Linked DNA regions of Homo sapiens: region 1 is linked to region 2. Evidence: read pairs that join two places in POLR2A ChIA-PET (ENCODE). Cell type or tissue: GM12878. All regions are shown on one strand. Links, peaks and the distances in the headings refer to the core of each region. The heading gives the core; the rest is flanking DNA. Region 1 overlaps TPM4 (tropomyosin 4). Region 2 has its middle 6.8 kb from the start of MED26.

Region 1 (2,910 bases), core at 203-2,702, 550 kb before region 2:
AGAGGGCAGGACATGGGGGAGGCTCCCACTGGTGGCTGGCCTGATACTTCTTAACATGGCTGCACCTCCGACCTCCCCAGGCTGAAGGTGATGTGGCCGCCCTCAACCGACGCATCCAGCTCGTTGAGGAGGAGTTGGACAGGGCTCAGGAACGACTGGCCACGGCCCTGCAGAAGCTGGAGGAGGCAGAAAAAGCTGCAGATGAGAGTGAGAGGTAAGGACGCTTTGAATCTGGTGGCATCCGTGTTTGCTTTTAGAAAATGGGGATCATGCTGCCGACCTCGCAGAGCTGGTGTGAAAGTAAACAAGGTCACAAGGACATGCATGTGTCCACAAAAAAGTGCATGACAGCACTTTGTAAACCATCACTCCATGGGTAGAGATGTTTATCCGTGGCCAGGCACGGTGGCTCATGCCTGTAATCCCAGCACTTTGGGAGGCCAAGGCGGACGGATCACCTGAGGTTGGGAGTTTGAGACCAGCCTGGCCAACATGGTGAAACCCCGTCTTTCCTAAAAGTACAAAAAAATTAGCCTGCCATGGTGGCGGGCACCTGTAATCCCAGCTACTCAGGAGGCTGAGGCAAGAGAATCTCTTGAACCCAGGAGGCAGAGGCTGCAGTGAGCCGAGATCGTGCCATTGCACTCCAGCCTGGGCAACAAGAGCAAAACTCCATCTCAAAATAAAGTGAGGGGTGTTTATCCTTACGGTAACCATGAAAAGAAACTTCCGACAGACAGAAAGGCAAACAGAACGGGCAGATGTGAGACTGCAAGTATGACTGTCCATGGTGGTCAGTTTGCAAAGCACTGCTTCTCGTATTTTCTCTGAAAGCCACAGTGCCTCTTAGTGTTCTCTAGACACCAAATTTCAGGTAGGCCGGATGCAGTGATTCCTGCCTGTGCTCCCAGCACTTTGGGAGGCAGAGGCGGGCAAATCGCCTGAGCTCAGGAGTTCAAGACCAACTGGGGCAATGTGGTGAGACCCTGTCTCTACAAAAAATACAAAAATTAGCCGGGTGTGGTGGTGCACGCCTGTACTCCTGGCTACTCAAGAGGCTGAGGTGGGAGGATCACTTGACCCCAAGAGTTTGAAGCTGCAGTGAGGCAAGATTGTGCCACTGCACTCCAGCCTCAGTGACAGATGAGATTCTGTCTCAAAAAAAAAAAAAAAAAAAAAAAAGCAGAGTACTGTGGAGAGGAGGAAAGGAAACTTGGGATGCACAGGTGATTGTTAGCAGAGCTGTCAGGCTTTAGGCTTTTGGACGGTGACAGCTATTTCAGGGACAGTTGCAAACCAGCATGGTTAATGTACTTGCAACTGACCATGCACCAGGTGCCGTGGCTCACGCCTATAATCCCAGCACTTTGCGATGACGAGGCGGGTGGATCAACTGAGGTCAGGTGTTTGAGACCAGACTGGCCAACATGGTGAAACCCCGTCTCTATTAAAAATACACAAATTAGCTGGGCGTGGTGGCGGGCACCTGTAATCCCACCTACTCAGGAGGCTAAGGCAAGATCCCCCAGCTTGAACCCAGGAGGCAGAGGGTGCAGTGAGCCAAGATCGCACCACTGCACTCCAGCCTGGGCAACAGAGTGAGACTCTGTCTCAAAAAGAAACTGACCACGTTCCTCACCCGCCCATGGTATCTGTGCTGCAACCCAGCCACCAGTAGGGTGCCTTCTCCTCGGTAGCCAGATCATTCTCTGGCACGCCTTGGCACAGGCTCTCTGGAAGACTGAGGGTAGATTGTGTAATTCACAGAAGCAGCAGTCTGTGTGTGGTGGAAAAGGAGTTCCTTGTGTGGCAATGGTGTGGGCCCGACCAGTGATCATCGCGTCTGCCCCTCATTCACACCGGAGTTCTCACTTGAGCCAGCCACCATGCTTTTGCAGTATAAACACCTCCCAAAGATTCATTTCTTTTTTTTTTTTTTTTTTTGAGACAGGGTCTTACTCTATCACCCAGGCTGGAATGTAGTGGTGCGATCACAGCTCACTGCAGCCTCGACCTCCTGGGCTCAAGCGATCCTCCCGCCACGGCCTCCAGAGTTCCAGAGTAAAGCTGGGACTACAGGCGCATGCCATCATGCCCAGCTAATTTTTTTTTGAGACAGAGTCTCGCTCTGTCGCCCAGGCTGGAGTGCACTGGCGTGATCTCAGCTCACTACAAGCTTCACCTCCTGGGTTCACGACATTCTCCTGCCTCAGCCTCCCAAGTAGCTGGGACTACAGGCACCCGCCACCACACCCGGCTAATTTTTTTGTATTTTTAGTAGAGACAGGGTTTCACCGTGTTAGCCACGATGTTCTCAAGCTCCTGACCTTGTAATCCACCTGCCTTGGCCTCCCAAAGTGCTGGCACGCCTAGCTAATTTAAGATGCATTTCTGGTTGTGCTGCTGTGACCACTAACCAGAGATTAGAAACCAGCTAAGGAATCTTGGAGATTGCATGTCACCCAAGCTGGAAATTTCTTCCCAAGTAGTGGAACAGCCAGGGCAGAGGGAACAGACGCTACTGCAGACTCTGCTTCAGCCACTGAATCAAGGGAGAGAGTGGCAGCTCCGGCAGCCACGGGGCAGTGGAAGGACCCAGTCACGAGAGTTCCTGGCTGTGCCTGTGGCCTGGGTTAGCTGCTGTTCACAGTCAGACCAGCCTGGCTGGATGCTGACGTTGAGGGCTCCCATATTGGCAAACCAAGGGAGGCTGCGAAGGCCAGTCTCTTGTTTGCACCATGTCCCCAGAGGCCTTTGGTGACACCCCTGTTAAAGACTGCTGTGTCTCAGTAGAAAGAATTATATACTTGAAGCTTGGGGATCTAGAGTCAGCTTCTACCACTGGCACTTTCTATGGAGCCTTAGGCAAGTCACTTTGATCTCTTGGGTACTACAAGGGGTTTTGGGGCA
Region 2 (2,910 bases), core at 217-2,716:
GTGTGTGTGTGATGTTGTCACTAAGAAAACCTGTATTGAGCTGGGCACAGTGGCTCACGCCTGCAGTCCTAACTACTGGGAGGCTGAGACGGTTGAACCCAGGAGTTTGAAGCTGCAGTGAGCTACAACTGTGCCACTACACTCTGGCCTGGGTGACAGAGCAAGATCCCGTCTCTTACAACAAAAATAAAGCCACTATTGATGGAGAAACGCTCCCAATAAATAATAAAATGCAGCATATAAACTATATACATTGTGATCTTAATTATACTTTTATTAAAATATACATACTTATGCACAGAGTGAATAGAAAAAATATTGGAAGGAAACCAAAATATTGACAGCAGTTATCTCTGATAGATAGAATGACAGATGATGTTTATTTTCTTCTTACACTTTTTCCTAGATTAGTTCTGCATTTTCCGGCATTCATATGTATTGTTTCCCAGCCATCCTGTCAAGCGCTGGGATTGTTCTGATCTCTGGGAGCCTCCAGGGCTGACTCCAGTATGGCTAATCTAAAGTGAGCTTGTAATCTCCAAAATCCTGATGGTGGCTTTTCTATTAGGCAGACTAATAGATTCAGATATAGGTCCCAACAGTTTGTGTTTTCCTTACTGTCCCAGTTTTATATCATTATTCTTAGTACTAAACAGAGTGACAACAGGGAGTGACATTTGTTGAGGACCTACGATGTGTCAGGGTCCATGCTGGGGACTTCACATGAGGGCTCCATGAAGCCCCCTTGGACACTCAGGTCCTTGTGTCATCCCCACTTCCCGCCCGCCACTGACGCTGGGGTGAACCTGCAACTCACTGTGACTAAGAGAATGCAGTGGAAACCATGCTCTACCCAGTCCAGGCTAAAGCTTTAAGGAGGCCTGGAAGTTACCACACAGCCCAGCAATTCTACTCCTAGGAATCTCCCTCAAGAAAACTGAAAACATGGCTGCGTGCAGTGGCTCACACCTGTAATCCCAGCACTTTGAAAGGCTGAGGTAGGCGGGTCACTTGAGCTCAGGAGTTTGAGACCAGCGTAGCCAACATGGCAAAACCCTGTCTGTACTAAAAATACAAAAAATTAGGGAGGTGTGGTGGTGGATGCCTGGAGTCTCAGCTATTTGGGAGGCTGAGGTAGGAGAACCACTTGAATCCAGGAGGTGGAGGTTGCAGTAAGCCAAGATCGTGCCACTGCACTCCAGCCTGGGCAACAGACTGAGACTCTGTCTTAAAAAAAAAAAAAAAAAAAAAAAAAAGGCAAGAAAACTGAAAACATATACTCACAGAAAGACGTGCGTACATGTAAATGTCCATAGCAGCACTGCTCATAATAGCCATAACGTGCAGACAACCTGCCCCACCTGGGTTCCTAGCCAGCCTTCTTTCTCACCACTCTTGAGTGGGTCTTCTCATACCTGTCCCACTGGGCACCCAAGCATGCAACCAAGTGACGTGGTCTTCGTGCCTCAAAGGAGTGACCCAGCCAAAGTCATGTGGCTGGGATTTGGGGCTGGCTAAAGAGTCCAGCCCGTGGCCGGGCACAGTGGCTCATGCCTATAATCCTAGCACTCTGGGAGGCTGAGGCAGGTGGATCACTTGAGGCCAGGAGTTTGAGACCAGCCTGGCCAAGATGGCAAAACCCCATCCCTCCTAAAAAAAAAAAAAAAAAATTAGGCATGGTGGTACATGCCTGTAATCCCAGCTACTCAGGAGGCTGAGGCAGGAGAATCACGCGAACCTGGGAGGCGGAGGTTGCAGTGAGCTGACAAGACAGTACAGCACTCTAGCCTGGGTGACAGAGTGAGACACCATCTCAAAAAAAAAAAAAAAAAAGTCCAGCCCAGAGCTCAGGGTTCCCAGACTCTGAACCAAATCAAGTATAAGCCATTTCCCCAAAGAGCAGACAGGAGAGGACCAAGGTGCTGATGTCCAAAACCAACTAGGAGGGTGGATCTGAAGGAAAAAAACAACAAACTCACCCTAGCCAATGGAGCTTCCCAGAAACAAAGGTGCAGAGTTGTGCCCCAACACAGAAGGCAACATCAAGAGAGTAGCCAGGTGCAGTGGCTCACGCCAGTAATCTCAGCACTTTGAGAGGCCGAGGCGGGCGGATCACTTGAGGTCAGGAGTTTGAGACCAGCCTGGCCAACATGGTGAAATCCCATCTCTAAGAGAACGACAAAAAATTTAGCTGGGCCTGGTGGCAGGCGCCTGTAATCCCAGCTACTTGGGAAGCTGAGGCAGGAGAGTCGCTTAAACCTGGGAGGGAGAGGTTGCAATGGGCCCAGATTGTACCACTGCAATCCAGCCTGGGCAACAGAGCAAGACCCTGTCTCAAAAAAAAAAAAAAAAATATATATATATATATATATATATGTATGTATACACAATTTGACCCTGTGTTAGCAGAGTACTTGCCCCTACTCCCCTAAATGTCCCCATCCCAATCCCCAGAACCTGTAAATATGTCATGGCAAGGGATAATTAAGGGTACAGGTGAAATTAACATAACTCATCAACTGACTGCTGGATTCTCCTGGTGGCCCCAATGGAGTCACAAGCGTCCTTAAATGGGGAAGAAAGAGGTAGAGGAGTCAGAATTAGGAGACAGGGTGTCATGAGGAAGACTTGACAGGCTATTGGTTGCCTGGAAGATGGAGGAAGAGGCCGTGAACCAAGGATGTGGGCAGCCTCTAAAAGCTGGAGAAGGCGAGGAAAATTTCTCCCTGAGAGCCTCCAGAAGGAACCAGCTATGCGGACACATTGATGCTAGCCTACAGAGACCCATTCTGTACTTTTGACTTCCAGAATTGTAAAGAATAAATTTGTGGAATTTTTTTTTTTGAGAGTCTCACTCTGTCACCCAGGCTGGAGTACAGTGGTATGACCTCGACTCACTGCAACCTCTGC

What was found. Peaks named below come from ENCODE experiments on the same cell type or tissue, not always from the same donor. Only the 100,000 strongest peaks of a DNase experiment are listed, where the experiment ranks them.
Region 1: POLR2A ChIA-PET joins it to region 2 with 5 read pairs; 2 of 35 experiments call an interaction of 5 or more read pairs at or near these places.

Annotation. Positions count from the first base shown.
Region 1 is chr19:16,081,833-16,084,742 of GRCh38, forward strand. TPM4 (tropomyosin 4) reads left to right here. Exons shown (of 8, transcript NM_003290.3): 2 at 81-214. Among named protein-coding and RNA genes, the nearest start is that of TPM4, 6.8 kb to the left of the region's middle. In GM12878, for the core only: no CTCF peak of the experiment used is centred there; no DNase peak of the experiment used is centred there; H3K4me3 peaks cover 863 bases; H3K27ac peaks cover 819 bases.
Region 2 is chr19:16,633,548-16,636,457 of GRCh38, forward strand. It overlaps a transcript of SMIM7 not described here. Among named protein-coding and RNA genes, the nearest start is that of MED26, 6.8 kb to the left of the region's middle. In GM12878, for the core only: no CTCF peak of the experiment used is centred there; no DNase peak of the experiment used is centred there.